Linked DNA regions of Homo sapiens: regions 2 and 3 are each linked to region 1. A link is an interaction called in ENCODE POLR2A ChIA-PET data of the cell type or tissue named here. Cell type or tissue: OCI-LY7. All regions are shown on one strand.

What was found. ChIA-PET counts read pairs that join two places held together with the same protein. Peaks named below come from ENCODE experiments on the same cell type or tissue, not always from the same donor. Only the 100,000 strongest peaks of a DNase experiment are listed, where the experiment ranks them.
Region 2: POLR2A ChIA-PET joins it to region 1 with 8 read pairs; 5 of 35 experiments call an interaction of 5 or more read pairs at or near these places.
Region 3: POLR2A ChIA-PET joins it to region 1 with 5 read pairs; 2 of 35 experiments call an interaction of 5 or more read pairs at or near these places.

What each region holds. Positions count from the first base shown.
Region 1 is chr11:128,607,301-128,615,300 of GRCh38, reverse strand. LOC105369568 (a long non-coding RNA gene) reads left to right here. Exons shown (of 7, transcript XR_001748441.1): 4 at 3,052-3,288; 5 at 7,902-8,000. Among named protein-coding and RNA genes, the nearest start is that of ETS1, 24 kb to the right of the region's middle. RefSeq lists enhancers at 1-105, 4,495-4,614, 4,075-4,618 and a cis regulatory region at 3,232-4,881. In OCI-LY7, no CTCF peak of the experiment used is centred here; DNase peaks (open chromatin) are centred at 1,520, 3,810, 4,330, 5,330 and 6 weaker places; H3K4me3 peaks cover 3,846 bases; H3K27ac peaks cover 6,709 bases.
Region 2 is chr11:128,674,879-128,682,878 of GRCh38, reverse strand. It overlaps LOC101929538 (a long non-coding RNA gene), which reads left to right. Exons shown (of 2, transcript NR_135072.1): 2 at 420-1,639. Among named protein-coding and RNA genes, the nearest start is that of FLI1, 15 kb to the left of the region's middle. In OCI-LY7, no CTCF peak of the experiment used is centred here; no DNase peak of the experiment used is centred here.
Region 3 is chr11:128,729,986-128,737,985 of GRCh38, reverse strand. The region is part of intron 1 of FLI1 (Fli-1 proto-oncogene, ETS transcription factor); the gene reads right to left. Among named protein-coding and RNA genes, the nearest start is that of SENCR, 38 kb to the right of the region's middle. RefSeq lists enhancers at 3,392-3,937, 3,691-3,980. In OCI-LY7, a CTCF peak has its summit at 1,615; DNase peaks (open chromatin) are centred at 1,845, 4,065, 5,465, 6,825 and 3 weaker places; H3K4me3 peaks cover 6,998 bases; H3K27ac peaks cover 7,454 bases.

The DNA.
Region 1 (8,000 bases):
ACAGTCCTCTCCTGCTCTGCAATTTCCCTTCCAGGCTCCCAGTTTCTGAGGCCAACGCCCCTGCGGTGGTGCTCCACACCTCTCTGTTTCTCACAACTCACATTCGTCAGCGAAGCCTGTTGGATCTGCTTACAACTCTCTGGGGCAGCCAGCGGCTTCTGGCTCCTCATGGCCCCCCTGCCAGGATGAGCCCCGGCTCTGCCTCCCTGGGAGTTCTGCAGTGGCTCTGTCGCCCTTCTCAATACCTTCTTGATGCTATTCCTGCTTTCCTGTCAGCTGCGTGTCCTCCAAAGAAGCCAGAGCAGAGAGACCATGATTCTCTTCTTTCCTCCCCGTCTTCAAATCTTTTCTCAAATACCAGCTCTTCAATATGCCTGCCTTGACCACTCTGTGAGGTGGCAGCATGCTCCTCCGCCCCTCCCAACTCCCATCTGCCCAACTCCAGGACCCTACTCAATGCCCATTGCAGTTTCTTTTGCTCATGGTTTGTCGTCTGTCTTCCCTCACCAGGTCGCAAGCTCTACTTTGAGTCTCAAGAGCCTTGTGACACATGGCAGGTGCTCTGGAGTGGACACAGCACTGCCACTTTTGACAGCTGTCCCCTTTGTCACCCTCAGGTTGTGACCCAAATGTCCCTTCCTCAAGGACGGTCCTGGGCAGAGCCGGCCCCCCCTCTGCCACCCTACTGCTCTGTCCCAGCACCATCTTTCAGAGGTCGTCATCAGCACTTGTGAATGCACATTTGCCTCATGCTCACGTGTTTATTGTCCGTCTCCTACACCCGCACCCCCAGTCACAGTGTTTACTTCATTCTCTAGGGTCTTCCTAGTGCTTGGCATAGACCTGCACGGAATAGACATGAATTAAGTAAATATTTGTTCACTAACTGGGAAGCACTTTATATATACTCTTGTATTTGATGATCACAGCCATCCTGTAAAATGAGTATTATTTAAATGCCTATTTTTGTAGCTATTGTTGTTGTTGAAAGAATCTGAGGCTCAGAGAGGCTGAGCAATTTCCCCTTAGACACAAAGCGAGGTGGAGGAGCCAGCCTGGAGGCTGGGGCTGTCTGACTGGGGGGTGTGAGTGAGGAAGCGAGTGTGTGTGCACGCACGCATGAGGCTCTGTGCTCTTGCTCCAGCACTGCACTGTGCAGAAGGCTGCCTCCCCTCTATGGAGTGCTGTCCGTGGCTGCCTTCTCTCCTTATCCCTAGATTTAAGCCCAGACAGAAGCCTGCTCTGGAGGGCCCGATGCCCATTACTGTGAGGTCTCAGGCTGCCTGCTGCCCTCTCAGCCCTACAAGCTCCATTGCTTCCAAGAGAATGAGGGGTCCAAAGTCCTGCCCCTTTGCACACACAGCATGAGGGCTTGGGTGAATTTTAATATTGCATGGCACCCACAGCCACCTGAGCCCCCTCTGAATCTAGAACCCATCCCTATCCAGGACTCACAGCTGCCGTGGTCTCACTCAGTCACGCAAGCCCACCATGGGCACAGCTGAGACGGCCCAACCGTCCTCCCCTTTCCTTCCTACCCACAGCAGGTGTCTTGGTCATGTCTGCCTCCCCCAAGGAATGGACTGGTCTTTTCTACAGGAAGGGAAGGGTGAAGCAGAAGCAAAAAGAGGGCTCCCTAAAAGCAGTTGGGGAGGACCCAGCGGGCTGCACTCCCAGGCCAAATGCAAAGTGCCCTGAACCTGCCGATGAAGGACAGGTGAAGATGAACACCATGCCCAGAGCCCACTGCCAGACCCAGCTGTGCCTGCTGTTCCAGCTGCCTAGCCACAGCACGGCAAGAGCAGCAGCAGGCCCTTGCCAGGGAAGCTTGGTCTGCTTCCTGGGGTTCAGGGACCACTCCACGTGTGTCTTGTGCACATCACAGCCACAGCTATGCTTGCTGGAGCACAGCAGCATAGAGAGGCTGGGCAGGAGGGCTGGCTGGGACAGGAGCCTGGGACCAGAAGTTGGGCAAACCCAGAGTCTTACTCAACTTTGTTGTTATTGCATGGTCCAATATAATATTTGAAAACTGGGGGCTGATCTTTCATCTCCCTGGATAGGCAGGATGAGAACCAAATGGCAAACTGACTGAATTCATTTTAAAATGGTCATCTGTGAAACTTTCCCCCCAGTTACAATATTGGATGCAAGCATTTTGGCCCACCTGATGCCCCATTCCTTTCCTCTTCCTGGCTGAGCTTTTGCTTATACTAGTAGCTGACATGCTGTGCTCATCTGAGGCACTATGCAGGTCCAAGCTCTGGTCTGGGAGTCTGTGCGTGGCTGCCAGGAAAGAGTGAGGGGTAGGTTTTGAATGGGGTGGGAACGCAGGAGCTATGAGCACAGCCCAAGCTATTCATTACTGCATCCCAAGTTCACACACACGCACACACACACACACACACACACACACACACACACACGGAGTTAATTTGCAACAGGCAATCCCTAAAGCAGCCCATTCAATGCTATTCTATCAAATAAATATAGATCTATAAATAGACCTCACATTTTGCTTCAAAAAGTGACAAGTGTGCAGAAATAATTTCACAAACAAGCTAAAATGTTGGCAGGCTTTGCATCCTTTGCTCAGATGTTGCGTGCATCTCCTAGATGATGCCTTTTTGAGCAAATTTGCACCATGTCTTCTGGTAGCAGTAGCGTTAAGTGAAGGTTTTTTTCACTGTTAGTATATTTTTCTTTACCTTAACAGTTTTTTGGCTTTGCTGTTTTGGGTAAAATATTAATCTTTTTTTCTTTAAATTAAACTCTTCTCAGAGTGCTACTAATACAAACTGGCATGAGATAGAGAAAGGAAGGAAGGAAGGAAGAAGGGAAGGGAGGGGGGGGACGGAGGGATGAAAGGAAAAGACAGAGGGAGAGAAGGAGGTAGGAAAGAAAAAGAGAAAATGAGTGAACATCTCTCTTGTCATGATCATTACTTGGCTATGTTCAGAGAAAATCCACAACGAGAAGGACATGTTCACTCCCACTCCTCATTTTGCTCTTGCAATTATAGACCTGGTATCCACCTAACTGTATCCACAGATTACAGGGACCATCCTCCATTGTTTTATGAGTCTATCACAGATTATGACGGACATGGAACATGGAAACCAGTTTCTACCAAAGCCTGTGAGGACCATTCTGTACAAATTGGGAGAGAGTGCACAGAAGCCTGGAGAGCTGACCGGGGAGGAGGGCCACAGTGCATTGCGTCCAGCCCTCTTCCACCCTTGCACTCTTAGCTGCTCTCATCCCCGTCTGCTCACACCTTGCTTACAGGTGGGTTCATCTCCATTCTGAGCCAGCTCTGACAACGGCATTGAATGTTTGATGACTTTGTCCCCGTCACCCATTTTAAGACAGTATGAAGTCCTGGGACCCAAAGCATGTGCCATGTGAGACCTATAGATATGCACCACAGATACACTCCCTGTGCTCTGGAATCTCTCAGTCGTGTGTCCCTTCACCTGTCGTGCTGGCCTCTTACTCCTTGGCATCAAGAGGTTGCCTTGGTGTTTTTGACCTAATCCTCAAGTTCACTGTACAGACTGAAGTCTTATCCTAGAGAAAGCAGGCATTCTAAAGCCTCTTTTCTTCCAGGGGCTGGATCCAGTTTCATGTGTCTTCAGCCCCTGACTGGGTCTTGTACACACGGACAGAGGTCTCAGTTCCAGCACTGTCATTGACTTGCGTGCCCCTCGGCCGACCTCCAGCACTGAGCTGCTCTTAGTGCCTGACTGCCTGGCCCTGAGCAGTTCCTCTGTCTGCATCATACCAAGCCCTGGCTTCCTCCTGCGGTATACAAGGCCCAGCAGTTTTTGCACTGATGCCTGCAGCCCAGACAGGGTCAGAGAGATAAAACGTCTTGCCAAAGACACTCAGCTAGTGGGAAGCACAGTCTGGACAGAACCTACTAGATCTTTCGACCTTGTGTCTGTGAGTTTTCCCCTGGACTTGCACAGGTTGCTGCAAACCCCCATGTTCTGTGCCACCTGAGCAAATAGGAGCCCAGTGAACAGCATAGACACAACATAGAGAAGGCGCAACCATACAGCCAGATGCCAGCCCACCCCCACGCCCACTCCACATGTGTGGCTGCCCCTGCCAACGTAGGACGAGACTTCTACCGGTCTCTGCTCTCTGCCAGCCCTGAGCTGCACAAACCACACCGCCCCACCACTGCAGGTGGTAATTTGCATGGGGGAGCAGAGCGTCTCCCAGGAGGCTAGGCCTATCTAAGTTTCTCTTCTGTACTTGGGAGACGAACAGCCACTTTAAAAGAGAGAAAAACAAGACACTAGTAACTCTGTGCTTGGACCCGGGCCTTTAGGTGTTTCAAAGCCTCCCGTGGCTATTTCTGGCCCCATTGTCGTCTGGGTCTGAGAGGAAGGCCTGATGGCGATTCTGTGCTTTAAAGGCAGAAACAGAACATTGTTTTTGCCAGCTTTGATTTAATGGCCAAAAACAGTTATAGGAAACTGTTCAGCAGATGTTTTATGAAACTCAGAAAAGATTGGGTCTTTTAGAAGGGCTATTTTTAGACAAATGCTTCCTACCATTGGGGGGATGGTGCTCACAAAAGGGACAGAAAATGGGAGAGAGACTTGGAGGGAGCTTTGAACATTTTGACGATCACATTTTATTTTTCCTTGCATTTTCAGCATGAATTAAACATACCTGGGAATCTTTGGAGGATCAGATAGTTGCAGAGGTAGTTCTGGGAGGAGGGGTTGACTTTAGAGTTCTCTTTCTAAAATGAGGGTTTCTTGGGTGCCAGGAAAATCTATGTTTTTCATCATTTTCCACCTTCTGATGTTCTAGCAGCACAGAAATGCTGTTTTTTCTTACTCTACTTTCTTGCCTCTCTTTGCCTGAATTAACTTTTTTCCTCTCAGCTCATCCTGACCTTCATTATTTATTTATTTATTTAATTTTTTTTTTTTTTTTTTTTTTTTTTTTTTGAGACAGAGCCTCACTCTGTCACCTGGCTGGAGTGCAGTGGCGCAATCTTGGCTCACTGCAACCTCCGACTCCCGGGTTCAAGCGATTCTCCTGCCTCAGCCTCCTGAGTAGCTGGTATTACAGGCACATGCCACCACGCCCAGCTAATTTTTGTATTTTTAGTAGAGACAGGGTTTCACCACCTTGGCCAAGCTGGTCTCTAACTCTTGACCTCAGTCATCCGCCTGCCTCAGCCTCCCAACCTGCTGGGATTACAAGCATGAGCCACCGCTCCCGGCCTCATCCTTGCCTTCTTTTCCCTCTGCCTTTTTTTTACCTATTACACTCTAAGCCGTCACTTCACACTAAGGGTAGGCATTTCCTCACTCAGGATGCTCTTCCTGAGCTCTCTAGGGTGCACTATGCTTCCCTTCCTTATCTGCTGGGCTGCTTTAAACACCGCAGCCACTCTCCTGCTTTACCATCTGTTTCTCTGTCAGCCTCATTCCCAAGGTCTGAATTCTCTTTCAGCTCTCGTCAATTAGTGCTACTTAACACAATAGTAGGCTCAGAATACATGTTTATTGAGTGAATGGATGGTTGGAGGAATTAATGGAGTGAGCAAGTTAGGGAATTTTACCTGGTTGAAAAATTTCGCTTCATCTACAAGAGCAGAAATTAATTCTTCTTATCTCTGCTGTTCAAATCAAACCCAAATCTGTTAAAGTACTATAATATAATAAAATAATTACCTACTGTGGGGTGGTTACTGCTATTTCCAGGAAACTGAGGCTCAGGGGCAATCAGATAAGAACTGGCATGTGAAAGCATCCAGATTTGGGTATGTGTCTTTTAATTCCAAGTCTCTTGTTTTCTCCACTCCACTGGAGGGAATAATTGTCTCTGGGGCAGAACTTCAAGAAACATGGGGTGCCTGGGCACAGGAAAAATCCCCTGGTAAGGGAGAGGGCACAGAAAAGGGAGATGGGGAAACTCAAATCACATGTTTTTCCTTTACTGCTATTTCTGGGGCTACATCCAGCTGGAACAAAAGGACATTGAGGCAGTCCCAGGTGGAGGCAATAGACGACTTCCAGCTTCTCCCTGCTTGTCCCGAGCCCTTTGGCCAATGCTTCAAAGTCAGCTGAGCAGACCGAAGACCAATCACTTCTAACTCTCTGGAAAGTGCCGGAAATTAGCTTAGACAGAACAAGGCTCTCACGTTATTTGACATCTCCTCCATCAGGGTCTCCTTGGTTTCTCAAGCCCTTGTTGAATACTTTCCAGAGAGCATTTTTAAGTGGCTGAAGGTTAGGTAAGTTCTGATATCTGGTAAAAGGATCATCATCGCCTGCGTGAGGTTCCAATGGCTACATCACGATGCTCTGGGCAAGAGTTTGAGAGTTTCCTGGAAGCTGAGCCCAGGCAGAGCCCTCTTTCATGTTCCATGGCCCTTCAGTGAGTGTTTCCACATCCTTTGCTTTCTTAAGCTGTCATTTTTTTTAACGCTTTCTATGTTGTCGTTACTATGCTAAGTGCACTGGAAAATGATCTCACTTCTCTTTATTTAAGGCTCCTTTTAAAAGCACATAATATAAAAATGTGTCCTTATTATTAAGGAAAATTACTTTCCTATGTGGTCAATGGCCCTAAGAGCTGAGCTCAATCCTTACTCTTGTTTGACAGATGAGGAAACTGAATTGGTTAGAAAGGTTCAGTAAATTGCTCAGTCACTCAGTAGGTGAGTGAATAGCTGGGATTCAAGGTCGGGTTTGCCTGATGCCAGAGGCCAAGCTCCTAAAGGCATCACCATCTATCTCAATTTCCTAGTGGTTTTTGACTGCAATCCCTGGGAAGCTCTGTCTCGGTGGAACTTTTCCTTTCCAATCTTCGCACACTTTTTCAGACAATCTCTCATTTAACTCTTCCCTAAATTGTCTACCATTCTCTATCTAGGACTACTTATTGCATTGCCTATTCTGACTACAAAAGTCTTGAGGCAAAGATAGAGGCATTCACTGCTAAGGTTCACAGCAAACTTAAATCTGAGTTTGAGCAGCCACAAAGCAGCCTCAAAGTGGAAGAAATGCTGAAAGAGATGGAATGTCAATGGCCTCTTGTGGTGCTTTGCTAGAAATATGAACAACGGCATATTAGAAAGAGCTGGGAAAGTATTTTTCCAGTGGAGGTAGACTTTCCTAGGGCTGCTACCAACTTACTTTATTTACTTCCTTACCTATCTGCTATAATCGAGGCATCAGTACAGAGATCAGCAAATATTTGTGGAACACTTCTGTACCAGGCAGACTGGACTAGGTTACACTGTGGTAACAAGAGCCAAACCTCAGTGGCTTGAAGCAACACATCTTACTCATGCTGCATGAACACTGGGCTGGCAGGGGGTTTTGTTCCATGGTATCAGAGTTACTCCGGGCCCTAGCTGATAAGCAGCTGTCACCTGACACGTGCCAGAGAGACAAACAGAAAGGCCGAAACTCTTCAGTGGTCCTCTAATTTTCTGCCAAGTGACCCTGTTCGAATTTCATCAGTGAAAGCACATCCTAGGACCACTCCCAATTTCAACAGGGCAGGGAGTGGGATTCTACCACATGTCCAGATAGGGGAAGAACTTGTCCAGATTAGTGAACAACTTTTGATGTGCTTAATGCTGGGTGAGGTATCGTTGAACAAATAAACATGAGTCTTGATCCTGCCCTCAAGGAGCTCCTTATGGACTTGGGGAACTAGGATTTAACACACATCAAATGGGTAAGGAACGTCATGAGTTGGTATAAAATAATGTACCCTGCCAATCCATATAGAACACACATATCGTGTTTTTCTCGTCTGATGTTTTACAAGCTTCTGCTAAAAATTCACACCATTTCTTGTTACTTACTCCTCTGATAAGCTCTTTAAGAACAGAATCTTGCTTTATCATTTATTTTCAGTTCTTATCAAATATCTGGAACACAGAAGAGCTTATTACATGTTGTGTGGATGGATTAAGCTTGCTAAGCTATTTGGAAACAGGAAGAAAAAGCATGCCC
Region 2 (8,000 bases), 68 kb before region 1:
CCCCTTCCAAGCACCCTGGGAGATGGTCACAGATGGAGAGGCCAGTGTCCTAGGCTTTGTACGAAACTCATGTGTGTGTGTGTGTGTGTGTATGTGTGTGTGTGTGTCCTATTTCCCATTCTTCCTGTGATTTTAGAAGCCAGAATGGGTGCTCATTCCAAGGGTTAGGCAAATGATCAAAATCTTGGTGGTCTTAGGAAAACAGATGAGCTGAGAATGAACTGAGGAAGAATCTGAAGTTCCTTTCAAACAGGGTTTAAGAAATGGACATACACCTGGAAGCCTGCTGTGTGTGTGTATGTGGTGGGGGGTGGTGATGGGAAGGGTTGTGACATGCTCACTGGGAAAGTGAGCCCTAGCCACCCAGTCCAGGGTCAGGGGTGGGGTGAGAGTGGAACCCAGGCTATCTTATTTTCCAGGAGGATATGGCCAACTCCCTTTGTCACCTGGAGCCTTCAATTCACCGGAAGAAAATTGCTGAAATTGGCAACAGCTGCCATGAAACAGGAGCAAGAGAGAGGCAGCTGGGGGCAGGGAGGACTCATTAAAGCCAACTTACCCCTCAAAAGGGAGAATGGGGTGGGGAGGGGGTTCTTGCCCCACAGTTATGCTCCCTCGCCAGCCTATACCAAGCTGCTTCCCTGGGCCATAGATTTGCAATGCAGAGCCTGGGTAGAAAGAGACTCTCGTGTGGAGGTTACAGCAGCAAGAGATTGGAATCCAAGAAGGGCACTCCAGTAGGAGAGCAGGAGAAGATATCTGGGCAGTGCCCCTCTGAATCATCCATGCACTCCATCATTCTGAGCAAGACAATTAGGACTTAGCTTCCTTCTTTGGCAAATGAGAGGGCTACATTATATCATCATGAAATACTTTCAAATTTGAACATGCTATACTTCTGTAAGATTATTTAGCCCGGGGAAAGGATATGAACATAAGGCAAATTAATGTTCTAGGATTAGGAACTTTGGGTTCCAGTCTTGGTTGTGCTCCTGATGACGGGCACTATGGGCTGAATTTTATCACTTCCAAATTCACAAGTTGAAGCCCTAAGCTCCAATACTTCAGAATGTGACGCTGATGGGATACAGGGCCTTAGAAAGGGTGAACAAGGTAAAATGAGATCATAGGGTGGGCCATTATCCACTATGACTGGTGTCCTTATAAGAAGAGGAGATTAGGTCACAGACATGTGCGATTACAGAGGAAAGCCCGTGTGAGCACACAGTGCAAAAGCAGCCACCGACTAGCCAAGAAGGGAGACCTCAGAAGACATCAACTTGCTGATAACTTGATCATGGACTTTCAGCCTCCAGAACTTCGAGGAAATCAATTTCTGATGCTCCAGCCACGAAATCTATGGTACTCTGTATGGCAGCTCTAGTAAACCAATACAACTGTGGAATAATATTTTGCCATGATTTGGTTTCTCCAAGTAAGTAAAAGGGAATAAACAATGGTGACTCGTTTCACTCAACCCTTCTAGAACCTACTCTGATGATCAGTATCTATTATGAACCCACAATGTGTTTTGTTTTGTTTGTTTTGCTTTGCCATGTGTGGCTTTGTGTATAAAGCAAAGCAGTGCTCCTGTCTTTATGGTTCTTTTCACTCCACATAAAATCCAAAACCACCCTGAGTTTCTGCCTCCTTTGTGGATTTTCTATTCTTTTTGCTTTTAATGATGGTGAAGGAAGAAAGCCACTTCCTGTGCTTCAAACAAGCAATTTCAGATTTTAAAGGGTAGCCAACAGGGAGTCACCCTCCTTATCTCTCATTATCTGCATCCTCTTGTAGCCCTTGACAGGCTGCAAACCTAGATTGAGCTCCCGGGCATTTCAGGGAGAGAGAAGGGGTGGGAAATCTAGTGAGCGAGATAAGTTCAGGAAATAGAGGCAGTAACTAGAGCAAGGACCATGGAAAGAATGATCAGACAGGGGTCGCTTTGGATTCCAGGATGTGTGTGACCTTCGATTCCCATCATGTACCAACACACACACACACACAGGCAGAGAGAGAGAGAGAGAGAGAGAGAAAGAGGCACACTCATACATATCCCAGGTGTAGAAGAAAATCCTTGGATGGGTAGCAGGAGGGGCAAAAGAGGGGCTGCTGGGGCGAGGGATCTGCCATTCATACCGGTATAGCAGAAAAGTTCTCCCACAAGCAAACAGATTTACCCTCCTCCCATTCATAAATCAAGCATATGTAATGTGCCCTAGGATTGAGGATGCAGAGGTCAGGTTATTGGAGGACAAATAAGATTATGCATTAAAGCAAAGAGGAGTTCTAAGACCAAAGTTTTATGTACTGTATTTTCATCCCTCCAACTCCCTTAGCAAATTTTTCTTCTCAAGTTTGTCTCTTCATAAACATCAATTAATTTATTATATTTTATTACATAATCTCTGAGGCCTATTCTAGCTTAAAATTACATAATTCTAAGGAGCACATTGCTAGTTTCATCTATGGTTATATATTTTTTCAGGTTATTGGGAAATATTCTCCATTGCTGCTCCTGTTTAAAAACTATGGAATTAATCCTTTGCAATAATTTCAGTATGATTCTTAAGAGTGGAATGCTTTTTCTGATGGAATCAGTCATTCATTCGTGTGTCCTGGGGAGAAAGGAGTGAAAAGGACCTGAGTAATATCACTTTGCTATTGATGAGAAGGCAAAGATTTGCAAAGATTGCTATCTTTTCTTTATCAATCTGGCCTTACTCAACCCTGAAAAGGAGGAAAGAGAACAGAATTAAAAGAAAGCATAAAGTTTGGGACTCCTTGTAGAAAAAGCATGACATTACAGTTTGATGGGAAATGAATCAGCCACTTTAAAGGATCCAAAACATAATTGCATAAGTGGGACAACTGGTCCACCCATTGAGACTTTGAGGTGGAAGATGATTGTGTTAGTTGGAAAAAACCCCAAATCCTTTGGGACACCTTTGAGAAAAGTGCCACAGAAATACAAAACATACTGTAGCCACTGAGGTTAATAGAGAACAACGTTAACCAGAGCATAGATGCCATTATCTTTTTCCTCTTCCTTTCTTTCTGACCTTAATTTAAAAAAAAGAGAGAGAGAGAAAGAAGAAAGAAAGAAAGAAGAAAGAAGGAAAGAAAGAAAGAAAGAAAGAAAGAAAGAAAGAAAGAAAGAAAGCTTGCTAGAAGTCAAGCTGCACCAATGCCAATTACATTTGACATAAAGGTTTTAGGTATATTTCTTAATGGGGCTGGTAGGAGTGGGGTGAAGCATGAGGAGATAGTTGAATGAGAAGGTATACATGATATCCCTAATGCTAGTGCACTAGTGCTTAAGGACAGTCTTTGGAGAACTGAGATATGTTTGGTCAAGTGCTTCTAACTTCTAGAGAGAAAAGATGCTGCATAAATACTTGTCTGATTAAATATTGGTCTGATGTCTGATGTTTGATTATTATTATTACCCTCAACTTTGACAGACAGGGGACAGTGGGGTCCCAGAGAGACAGCATGACCACTCAGTAGTACTTCAATGCATTTCACAGCTGAACACGAAACAATGTGGCCCACTAAACACAATAAACACTGGGGACTCACAGCCTTGAGAGTCCCTCTGAGGGAACCTGGCTTCCCTAGATAAGAGATCAAATGTAAAGGACATGTTTTTATTTTCTTAGTGTGTTTTAAAATCAGATTTTGTGAGCTGAAGTTTCTCCTAGATTTTTGTTGGAGGGAAAGAGGGGCATAGATGTTTATCCAAATCCTATTTTCTCTTTTTAAAAGATTAGACACACAGACGAGCTGAGTATTTGACTCTGAAATTTTCATTGCTTCAAAGTGATTGGTAATGTGGAGACAGAAAGAGTAGGAAATTATAGTTCCCTGTCTATATACATCCTGAAGCTGCTTCTTTAGGTGATAATTATCAGGGGTTCTACTTTACAGAAATTGACTAGAAGAGGAGGCGTAGAGTGAAGTGGACCCTGAAGAAATAGTCTTCTCCTTCACCAACCCTTACCACTCCCCTCCCCAAGCTCTGACCAGAGAGTGAGTTGGCCTGGGTAGCTCCTAGAGCGTGCTTGATTAAAAATTGAGCTAATTCAACATGTCCTTTATTCTCTCAGCTTGCCACTCGCTTGACTGTCTTGTTCTTTTGAGGTCTCTATCCTTTTCATTCCACTAAATGTTTTACTTAAGTGTCATCAGTAGTAAAACATCAGAGCCAAGAAGAGTGTTCCTACTGAAAATGTCACAGGTCAACAGAGGCAACAGTCGAGTAGGTATCATGACTTCAGCTATTAGCTTAGAGAACCAGACACCGCAATCTTTTTTACAACCCCAGCATCAGGTAAGCCCGATGTGCAGTCAAGGCAAAGAGTGAAGTTCTCTTAATTTGCTAAAGAAAGGATATCACTCAGGGTGAATAGCCAGCAAGTTGTTTGGAATGGTTGTCGTCTGATGACTGGCATATTTCAGTTGCACAGTTCTTTCCACTTGGAACCAAACTGAATTTTGGCCTGCATCCCTACAAGAGAAACTGGCCATGACTGTGGGGCCCAGAACCCCATGAGATGATAAGCACTCACAACCTTGAGCACTTATCTCCTCCTGTATCTGGCTTTCTTGCATTTATATAGTAAATCGGGAAATCTCACCACAACAGGCTTTCCTGTGAGGAGGCTGGCATTTCCTGCCTGCCCCAGTGGGGACAGAAATGAAGGGAACACATTGCTGGTGTTTAGGCCCTCTCACTTCAGCTCCCTTGCAACTGCTGGGTAGGACAGTGGCACCCACCAAGATCAACAATGATGTGAGTCAGAGCTAAGGAGTGGGTTATTTTCCAGGCACATTTTTAATATGATATTCTAACATATAAAATAACCTCCATCCCACAGTTACTTGTTTGAATATACACACACAGATGCAGATATACAGATTTACCATATGTGTGTTCCATGGGTACACAGCTGACATTAGTGATGCAGCTGATATCAAGTATATCAGTGGCATCAATTAATAATTGGTTATATCACAATTAAGTTACATTTTTTGCCTTTGGAAAACAGTTATACAAATATCATGGTTCAGCATTTTAAAAACTTTATAAATCAAAAATGCTTTTGTAAAGGGAATTGTCCCCTTCCACCTCTCATATTTATCTTTAGAGTAAATTTTACTTAAGTTTTAATACATGTGCTATTGAAAAGCCACCCATGGACATAAAAAAGCTCACATTTTACTTTCGTCAAAGAAAGATATGAGTGAATATAGAAAATCTGATCTTGTTCTTCTATTACAACATTTATTTATTTATTATTTTACTTTAAGTTCTGGGATACGTGTGCAGAACACACAGGTTTGTTACCTAGGTGTACATGTGCTGTGGTGGTTTGCTGCACCTATCAACCCATCATCTAGGTTTACAACATTTATATAATATATTTTATGGAGCACTTAGAGGTACATGTAACTAGACAGGACCTGAGAGAAACCTGTGCTCAATTTTCCAGATGAAGAAACAGAATCGCAAACAGAAATTACCTCTTTTTCCATGGCACAGCTTAAATATGTTGTTTCCCTAAGGGATATCATTAGTGTTATCACCATCTTTAATGTGGTGAAAACTGAGCCTCATGTGAAAAAGCTGAGTCCCAGCAACATTAAGTAATTGATCAGACTTTGCAGGGAGAGCCACAGGGCCGGGCTAGAGCTCACTTGCATTGTTTAACTTCTAATCTCATGTTTGCTGGTTGAGTTTCTATCAACATGTCCTATGAAATAGATCGATTTTCCATTCACTTTAGGTGGTAGTGAAGGTTGTTCACTAATAATACCAATTAACTGATTTCCATAACTCTCTTCCTTCTTTCCAAGTTTAAAAGATTCAGTTTTGCCTGTTATTTCTCTTCCTTTCATCTCAGGAGGAAGAGTTGCAAAGACGGGACAGATAGTTCAGGCATACACTTCACCCAGCTTCCCCTAATGTTACCATATTTTATAACCATGGTGCCATGATCAAAATTTAGTATTCATACAATGCATTTAACTGGATAGTACTCAGATTTCATTAGTTTTTCTACATTGGTTTTCATTCTGGTCCAAGGTCCAATCCCTGCATTTAATTGTCAGGTGTCCTTAGTCTCCTTAGTCTATGCTAGTTCCTCAGTCGTTTCTTCTCTTTCAAGACCTTGATATTTTTGAAACGCATCGGCCAGATAATACCTTATAGGGTATTTGGGTTTGTTTGGTGTTTTCTCATGATTAAAGTTACATATTTTGCAGAACAGCACAGAGGTGATGTGCAGCACTCATGCTGGGGGGTATGTATTAGCCCATTTTCATGTTGCTGATAAAGGCATACCCAAGACTGGGGAATTTATAAAGAAAAAGAGGTTTAATGGCTTCACAGTTCCACATGGCTGGGGAGGCCTCACAACCATGGTGGAAGGCAAAAGACACATCCTACATGGTGGCAGATCAGAGAATTTGTGCAAGGAAATCCCTTTATAAAGCCATCACTTCTTATGAGACTTATTCAGTACCATGAGAACAGCATAGGAAAGACCTGCCCCCAAAATTCAATTATCTCCCACCAGGTCTCTCTCATGACACGCGGGAATTGTGGGAGCTACAATTCAAGATGAGATTTGGGTGGGGACACAGCCAAACCATATCAGGGTACATGACATTGATCTTAGTATTATGATGTTAACCTTGATCACTTCATCAAACTGCTTTTGGCCAGAGGCCACTGTAAAGTTGCTATTTTTTCTTTTGCAGTTAATAAGAAGTTGGGAGAAGATATTTTGCAATTAAAAAGCATTTTGAGGGGAGATACTTGGAAGCTACACAAATATCCTCTTTCTTCTTACTCTTTTGCTCATTGGTTTTAACATTCAGTGGTGGATTTTACCTTAAGCAATAATTACTGTGGTGGTCTAGGAGTGCTTGCACTAATTCCTTTTACATTCAGTAATGGAATTCCTTTCTAAGGAAGAGTTGTTCCTTCTCTCTATTTATTTATTTATTTAATAATCTATCAACATCAGTATGGACTCACTCATGGATATTTGTTTTATTTTCTGGATTGAAATCCATTCCTCTCATAATATATTTTGTTGCTCATATGTTCTGACTTTGCTCTTTGAGAGCTCTTCCAGGTTGACTTCTTCTTCCATTTGATGTGTCCTATCTTTTTCAATTTTTTTCTTTAGCACTTCCTTACTTTCTGGTGCCTTAAGATACTCTAGGATCCTCTTGTATTTTCCCTGCCCCAGCCCTGGAATCAATTGCTTTCCCCAAAATCTCTGGTTTCTTTCATTGGAGAATGGTACTTAGGAACCAAGACTTGGGAGTTAGGTGTGCTCATTGCTGAATTGGTGCCACTGCTTCTAAGGTCCCTCAGCAGACCCACAAGGAAATGTATGTGTGTATACTAACCTAAATATATACATAGATTTTTCTATATCTTTGTGTTTGTTTGTATCTTGGTTGGCTATGATTGCCATAACAAAATGCCAGATTGGGCATCTTAAACAAGAGAAATTTATTTCTCACAGTTCTGGAGGCCCGATGTCCAAGATCAAGGCATCGGTTGGTTTGGTTTCTCTTCAAGCCTTCTGCTTGGCTTTCAAAAGGCTGCCTTCCCCTTGGGTCCTCACTTGGCCTTTGTTCTGTGCACTTGCCTTCTTGATTACTTCCTCTCCTTATAAGGAGACCAGTCATACTGGATTAAGGTCCACCCTGAAGATCTCATTTAACTTGAATTACCTCCTTATAGGCCCTAACTCCAAATACACAGTCACACGGGGGATTAGGCTTTCAACCTATAAATTTTGGGAGGACACAATTGAGAACATACCAATTTGTATATATGTTAAAAATGGATTAATGCTGATGCCTCCAAAGCCAACCCAATAACACAGTGTTCATTCTAGAATTTCCTCTTTGATTATTTGTAATCTATTTCCCCAAGAGTGAGAAATCTGGCACTTCCTATCAACAATATATTTACT
Region 3 (8,000 bases), 120 kb before region 1:
CTCAATGGTATTGTCATGGGAGTCTTGAATTTGGGGAACTGCTGATGACCATTTAAGTCCATAGAGATAACAGGCTATTTCCACACAGGTTTTGATTAAGCAATCCTACTTCTGACAGCCAAGCAAGCCCTTGATGTTATATATCATAAGCTCCGAGCATTTGTCTGCAGGTAGATAGAAAGTGAACCTTCCACAAGAACCTCACAACAAAAGTAACTGGAACTGAGCCCAAAAGAACATTTCCTAAGGCTAAAAGTGACATCATTCACATAAGCTATCTTAGGTACCTCAATAAGCCCTGGATGGCCATTTCTAGGATGGGAAGTGAGATTATGGGGTACCCTGAGGCAAGAGGGCTTTTCCTCGATCTCTATTTAAATTTTCTACAGAATACATTCATGCATCATTTATTTCATTTAAAATAAATTTTTAAAGATAAAGGAAAATAGAAATGTCTTGTTCACAGATGAGTTCATGGTTTGGAGACAGAGCTGGACTACATTCTTGACAAAGATTTGTTCAAGTTCTAGAACTCATAGACATTAGAGAGGAGGACCATGTTGAACAGAGCTCGTGTTCCGGTGTGGTGGGGGCTGTGATGGGAGACGCATGCCCCATATGTGTCTATCATTCAAGCCTTGTTTGTAAAAACCCTCCTTTCTGCTTCAGCGTTTGTCTTTTTCAGCTCCCAGTGAAGGAGGCCTGACAATAGTGTGGTGAGGTGGTCAGGGAACTAACCCATTTTACAGATGAGGGAGTGGATGAGCTTGCACCCTGGCCTCCCCTACTGTGTCCTGCTCCCACTGAGCCCTGCCATCCCTTCCATGTAGCTAGCTGGATTCAACAAACTCAGTTTGAAAAAGGGCTTTCCGAAGTCCCTATCCACTTGAGTTAGATCTACTGCAGAATACTGCCTCTTGAGCACTGAAAGATATCCATATTCTTTCACAGAAATATATACATCTTTTTGAAAATGTTTGGTTGGGTTTGTGGTCGGAGGCTTGGCATGGTTGTTTGTTTGTTAGAATGTGCCTCCTTTGGGAAGAATGCAAACCAGGGGCTGTATTGGGATGCTGAGTCAGGCTCTGCCCTCAGTGACAAGGGGTCTTTGTCTTGTTCATGGTTCTCCCCACACACCTGCATACACACAGATACCCACAAAAGTGCATTTTGAAAACTAATAAAAATTGCACTGAAAATATTTAACTTATGCAAATACTACTATAGCAGAAAGTACACACATATACAAAACAGCAGCTATCTTTTCTAGAATCTGAACAAAATTTTCTGTTGATTATATATACAGAATTTGCTGAACATTTGCCTTGGGAAACCAATAAACAATGCAGTTATTGGTCCACTGTCAGCTTAGGCTTCTGTTTTGAGATGTTTTACCTATAGTGGAAATTGTCATCTGTACCTGGCATGTTTCTGGGTGTGTCTAAAATGAGCATGTCTCAAGAAATCTTTCCAGGTTCCTACATTCTCAACCAAAGTTGCTCAAGTGAGAAAGCAACTCAGGATATCAAGCTACCAGTTAGAATTTCAAGTATGACAAGCCTGCTACAAGAGTGTATCTTATCTGTGGCCTCTAGGGTTTCAGAAGCCAGAGGGCTCATGCTACCGCCAAAAGCTGTGGCTTACCAACTCGTATCACCCCTTTCATTGGAAGTTTCTTAAGATTCCAAAATGTGAGAATTATTATCAGGTGTTCTTTGTCTAATGATGTCTGATTGCTCTGCATATATGAATGAATGCCTACAGCTCTTCGGAAAGGAAAGCAAAGAATAATGTTCTTATGCTGGGCGGGGGTGGAGGGTGGGGACTTAGGGGGTGGTTGAATGTTCAGCTCTAGTAGCTTGCATTTCCTGTTTAGTGGGTGTGAGGGGTTTACACAAGAAAGTCTCAGTGTTACGCTAGATGGATAGCCTCATCGATCATGTCTAAGGAATCTCTGCCTAAAGATGATCAATTTGGCCTCTGCATACCACAAGGAGGTTTCAGTATTTAAGAACTTCGGGATCAACCATGTCCTAATTCTAGATACGTGTTTCGATTGTCTTGTCCTATTTGTTCAAAATTCCCTTCAAAGTTAAACAATTTATCAGGCCAGCTCATAGGACCCTTGAAGGAAAATTTGAAAAACATCTTATTATTCTAAATACTATTTTCTGTTTGCAGGAATGATATGAATTTGCAAAGAGACTTGGCATCTAAAGGTGGGGGGAGGCTCAGGAAGCCCTAGGAAGTTCATAAGAACTTTACAACTTAGTTTCCAAGTTCAGACTTCTGGTTCACTCAGCTACCTAGGCCATCATGGGTCACACAGCTGTGATAAAGTTACCTTTCCTATCTTATCTAGACATCTGATAATGTGGATAATGTGAGGATTATTTCTCCATCATCAAATTGATCTCTAAAGGAATTATACCAAACATACAGTCACAAAGTTCTCCCAAATTGGTGATCAGCTCTCTGAAAATTAAAATCAAATGGTATCTTAGGAAGTATGCTATTTTCTTAGATGTATCCAAACCTTAGAAATAAAAAGCCCACCTTAAATCCATCAATACAAATAAGCGATAACCATGATTACTTCTATGTTATTATACAGGACTTTAAATATACACTGAGGTGCCAGAACAAAGTCCTAGGCTGGTTGAATTCTTGTGTCCAGCTCCATCTCTGCCTCTGTCTCTTTTTAATGGAACAGGCAGATGATGCATTTTCTAGACTTATTTCCCCTCATTTTGTTGTTATCAGTAATAATAATGACAAGGAAAATTGTAGATTATTTTATAGTTTAAGACATTGATCTTAATAGGAGCCTTCCCACATCTATAATCTTATTTAATTACTCTAATAAACTGGAGAAGAAGGCAGGATTATTCCCCTCCCCCACTTTGCTGATGAAGAAACAAAGGTTCTGAAGGACTACGTTCGTGGTCATAAAGCGGGAAGGGGAAGAGTGTGAGGCCAACCCTCTGGACTCCCTTCCGTGGGGCCCTTTCCACGAGGCTGCACTTTCTCAGCTGCATTCTTTGCCCACAAACACTACAGCAATTAGTACATTTATTTTTCCATATTGATACTATTTTTCTTTCCCTTTTGATCTTGCCCCTTTGGTTAGATGGTAGGCGATTTTAGGGCAAGATCTTTATCTGTTCGTTATTTACCGTTTGAACTTTCAGTGGGCTCATTAGGGGTCCAGGGACATTTGCTGATTGATGGCATGCACTGGACATGAGCCTGCTGGCTTTGACATTTTAAAACTGCACACTTCCCTCAGTGACAGTATGCCCAAGCAACAGGCCTCCCTGACATTTTCTCAAAACCAGGAAATGAAACTGGCCACCAAGAGCAAGTGACCGCCAGCCAGGGCATTGGTGCAAACCAAGCAAAACACACCACAGTGCAGGCAGCGCGGGTCACAAGGATGAAGGCATTCGATCTGCAGTTATCTTTGAAGAAATGTAACATGTTCCTTCCTCCCACCGTGGTTTCAGCCACAATCATCCTCCTGTTTTAAACAGGTTGAATTATGTTCCTATACAATATTTGTACACAAAACCCAACCTTAGACATGCTTTTCCCTATGATCTTGGTCTCTGCACACGCACGAGAATAGCCTTCTTCCATCTGAGTACTCAGCTCGATCCTGCTTAGCTTCCAAGATCAGATGAGGCACGTTCAGAGCACTGTGGACGTGGACAGCGCAGCCTCCTCCAAACGTTTTGGCTGAATTGGAGGACAAAGCAGGGCTGTTTAATATGCAAAACATCTTTTTCTCGCATTTTCCTTTCTATAGCTTCCCCTGTTTAACCACCCCTCTCCACCTCGCTTTTAACCAAGTCAAATCTTTGGCAAATGGTTTTGGGGATATTTTTCAGCACGTGGTAGCAAAGATATTTTCTGTCTGTGGCCTCGGAGCCCCTGGGCGCTCTGGGGAAGCTGCCATTGCACAGGTAGCAGTACTCTGAACCCCTGCAGCTCAGCAGCAAGCCCCGGTCATAATCATGTGCTCTGTCGCTCCTCTCCTCACTGTGCTGATTGCAGCCCAGATAGGAGGAGCATGTGGGAGCTGACTCCTCACTGAACAATGACTTGAGAGAGAGAAAGACAAGAACTTCTTTGCATATGAATGCATCAACATGTGCCTCTCTGGGTACCTTTGCTCCATGTGAAAGGAAGGGAGGCAGCCAAAGTGACCCTTGGCTAATTAGACAAAGGCAGATGGGCACAACAGAGAAAACTTCTGCTGGATCCAGTATTTGCACAGCTTCAGGGACTTTCAGCGCACAGCATCTTATATCACACATGCATAACATTCCTGCCAACTGAGTCCAAATGGCGAATGTGATCTTTGTAGCTTGACCTGTGACACCCAACAAATTCTAGGCAATGGTTGGATTTGCTGTCTGTGACTCACTTTGCATGTTTCCATTATTTTTATCTACTCTGGCCCACTAACTTGACCGTGTTCACTCAGCATCAGCCAGGTTCTAAAGAGTGAGGGGAAGCTGAGAAAGCTTGAATGGCGGAGTGTGTAGAGCTACTGAGATGCTTCCGGGACACCAGCAGGACACTAATCCTACTAGTTTTTCTCCTAGTGTGGATCCTGGACTTGCTGCCTCAAAATCACTTGAAGTGTTGTTAAAAATGAAGATTCCCGGGACCATTCCAGATCCAGTGAATTAGAATCTCTGGAGCTGGAGCCGAGGAATCAGCATTCTTTACACTCCCCAAGGGAATTTTGTGCAGATGTAAGTTTCAGAGCCACTGAGTTAGGTACTCAGTGAAAAAAAAAAACCTCTTGCAATCAAATTTGATTGGAAAACGCTGCAGACTGCATTGTGCGGCCCTTTCCCTTGGAGCTTCAGGATCTCCATTAGTATATTCAAGGCTCTGATAAGTCCTGATGCAAAGAGACTTGTTTAAGTTCCTTTGAATTTCCCACACTCAGTTGAACACAGAATCCTGTTTTGAGAAAGCAGCTTTGAGCATCCCTTGGACACATTTGAGAAGCAATGAGATGCTTTAGTAAGAGCCACTATTGCAAGTCGCTGAAGGACTCTACTTCTCTAGATCTGATTTTTCCTCTCTTTCTCTGCCACAAACCTCCCAAACAATTGTAAAAGGAAGTGTGCTTCTCTGGGCAAAACAAGGGCATGTCAAGCCCAAGAGATCATTTACTTTTTTCTTTCTTTTTTGGTAACTAGTTGGTTTTTTAGAATCATAACTTGCTTTGGTTATGTGTTGGAAGCAACGAAGCATATTCCTCTCATCTTAATCATTTTTGTGTAAATGTCATGTAAAAAAGTGGGGCTTTCCTTGACTTCTCCAATCCCAGGCTTGTATCTATCCGGCCTTAACGTCTTTCTCAGAGCACTCTAGTTTTTCTTCATAATACCTACCACATGTATAATTAGATATTCACCTATGCAAAAGTGTGATTTGTGTCGCTCTCCCATTGGACTACACTCAATGGAGGCAGGGTCTTCCTCTGTTTTGTTCACCTGTGTCCCCAAGGACTTAGCACAATGCCTGGCAGAGTATGCACTCCAAAACTATTTGTCACATGAAAGACTTTCAAAGTTTTTATTTAGCAGCCCATATAGAACATGAGAGTCAAAATGACATAGACTCACGTTGGTTCTGTCTGCCCATCAGAATTTCCTGAAAAGCTTTTTTAAGATGCACGGTTCTACCTTAGATGTCCTAGATGAGAAGGGGGGAAGATAGCTGGAGAATAATCTGGTACTGATTGGCTGAATGGATGGAGAAAGAAGGGAACCAGTGAATTTTTTTCTGGCCTCTTCTGCTATAGGATTTTAGACAAGGCTCAGCATGCTTTGGTGCCTTAATTTATTTCACTGTTTAGTAAAGCTGGAGTCACATTTACCACTCATCTCTTCTCCAAAATTGCATGACATGTCTAGTTAAGCAATTTTTGTTTCTTTTCTTTTCTTTTCTTTTTTTTTTTGAGATGGAGTCTCGCTCTGTCCACCAGCCTGGAGCACAGTGGCACGATCTCGGCTCACTGCAACCTCCGCCTCCCGGTTCGAAGTGATTCTCCTGCCTCAGCCTCCGAAGTGGCTGGAATTACAGGCGTGTGCCACCACACTAAGCTAATTTTTGTATTTTTATTAGAGACAAGGTTTTGCCATGTTGGCCAGGCTGATCTCGAACTCCTGACCTCAAGTGATTTGCCCGCCTCCGCCTCCCAAAGTGCTGGATTACAGGCCTGAGCCGCTGCGCCCCATCTACTTAAGCATTTTGAAATCTTAAAATAGGAGACGGTTCTGAGGTCAAATCACGATGACCGTTTCTAGCATGATGGCTTTTCAGCACATGGCTATGAACTTTGGGTTTTGCCAAATGATTTTTCATGCAAGTTCACTCAGGAAGGGTTTTTTTGTTTGTTTTTTGTTTTATTTTTGTTTTTTGTTTTGTTTTTGTTTTTTGTTTGTTTTTTCTGACACGGCCCCTTTAACAGAAAAAAAAAAGGGCTGCTCAATTTGTTAACCACCCTTTCATACTTGACCTCTTGTTTTGTGGTGCAAAAGTTACACGAGCAGACCGTTAGACAAGCACACTGGCTCGCTGGTGTGTTTTGCACCATCTATCTGCAGCCAGGCAACCTGTGCTCAGAGAAGATGAGAGCAAACTCACCAACCCCCCCACATTTAGGTCCTAAGGGCTCCCTGCCCCTGAGCAGTGCTGGGGTTAGTCCAGCCCAGGTCATAAGCAGCACAGGAAGCAGAGGGCATGGCTAATGTACATGTCACCGTGTGGCTTATGGTCACAGCCTCACCCTACCTTCAAACCTGTGCAAGCTGCAAGAGCAACAGGAAACGGCCAAGCGTCTATATATAGCCACATTGAACTTATCCAAAGGTGCTGTTTTGCACAGATTATTATGAACTTCTTTCACGGGGAGAGGACATGATGGCATGTGCCTTTTCCTCAGGACCTCTCGAAGCACTTGTAAAATTAACTACTCCACCTGAGAAGGAAGAAGGATGTTACACCTTTTGGTTTCTTCATTTTCAAGGCAAACAGACTGGTGCCTTTTCTTTTGCAAAAGATTTCCGGACACATTCAGCAAAGGCTAAGAAAGGATGGGAAACGGCAATGGAAGCATGCAGGATTTCTGTGAGCCTCTAAATACAGCCCATTGGGAAAACCATTCATTCCATAGATTGAGTTTCCCTTGAAAATCATTAATTAGTCTTTGCTTCTCCCTAATACATTTCCCTGGCAAATAAATAAATACACCCCTTCGTGGTGTATCCATCACGCAGCCCTTGGTGTAGCTCTCCCAAGATCCCAAGAGGCAGAGACAAAAGGAGTGGGTGTCAGGGCTTGAAGGGCCCAGCACCACAGACCACCTTTGTTCTCAAAGGGAAGCCTTCAAAAAGAAATGAAAACATGTGTCTGTTCCAGAGCCCTTCTTTACTGCTTTGGAAGTGACTTTCTGGGACTGCCAGTGTATTTATCAGCATTCTAGAATAGAATGCATGTTCTTGATACTGAGCCTGACTTTAGTAGCACCGATTTGCTCCTTACCCAGCTCTTCTCCCTATTGAGTAAGCACAGAAATGAATAGGATGAGCAGCGCAGCTACTGAGAGGCTGACCCACAAAGGTGAGCGTAAACGTGTGGCCTACACCCGCAGTCTGGGTGACCTCAGCCAATTAGGAAACCTCTTTGAGATTCCAGTTTTCATCTGTAAAATAGGGTTGTGAGGATGGAATGAGAGGATATAAGTAAAGTTTTTAACACAGTACACACTTAACAAATGCACAATACAAGGTAGGCATAGTCAAGGTGGTGATAATATACAAATCAGAGTGGGACTTGAGAACAGAAAGAATCCAGATTTCAAGATTTTCGACTTTTCTGTTTCCTGAAACTTCCCTTGCTAACTCAGTTGGCTAGCTCTGGCAACATGAATGAACTTTGTGTTCTGATATTAGAAATGTTTCAAGGTCAAATGC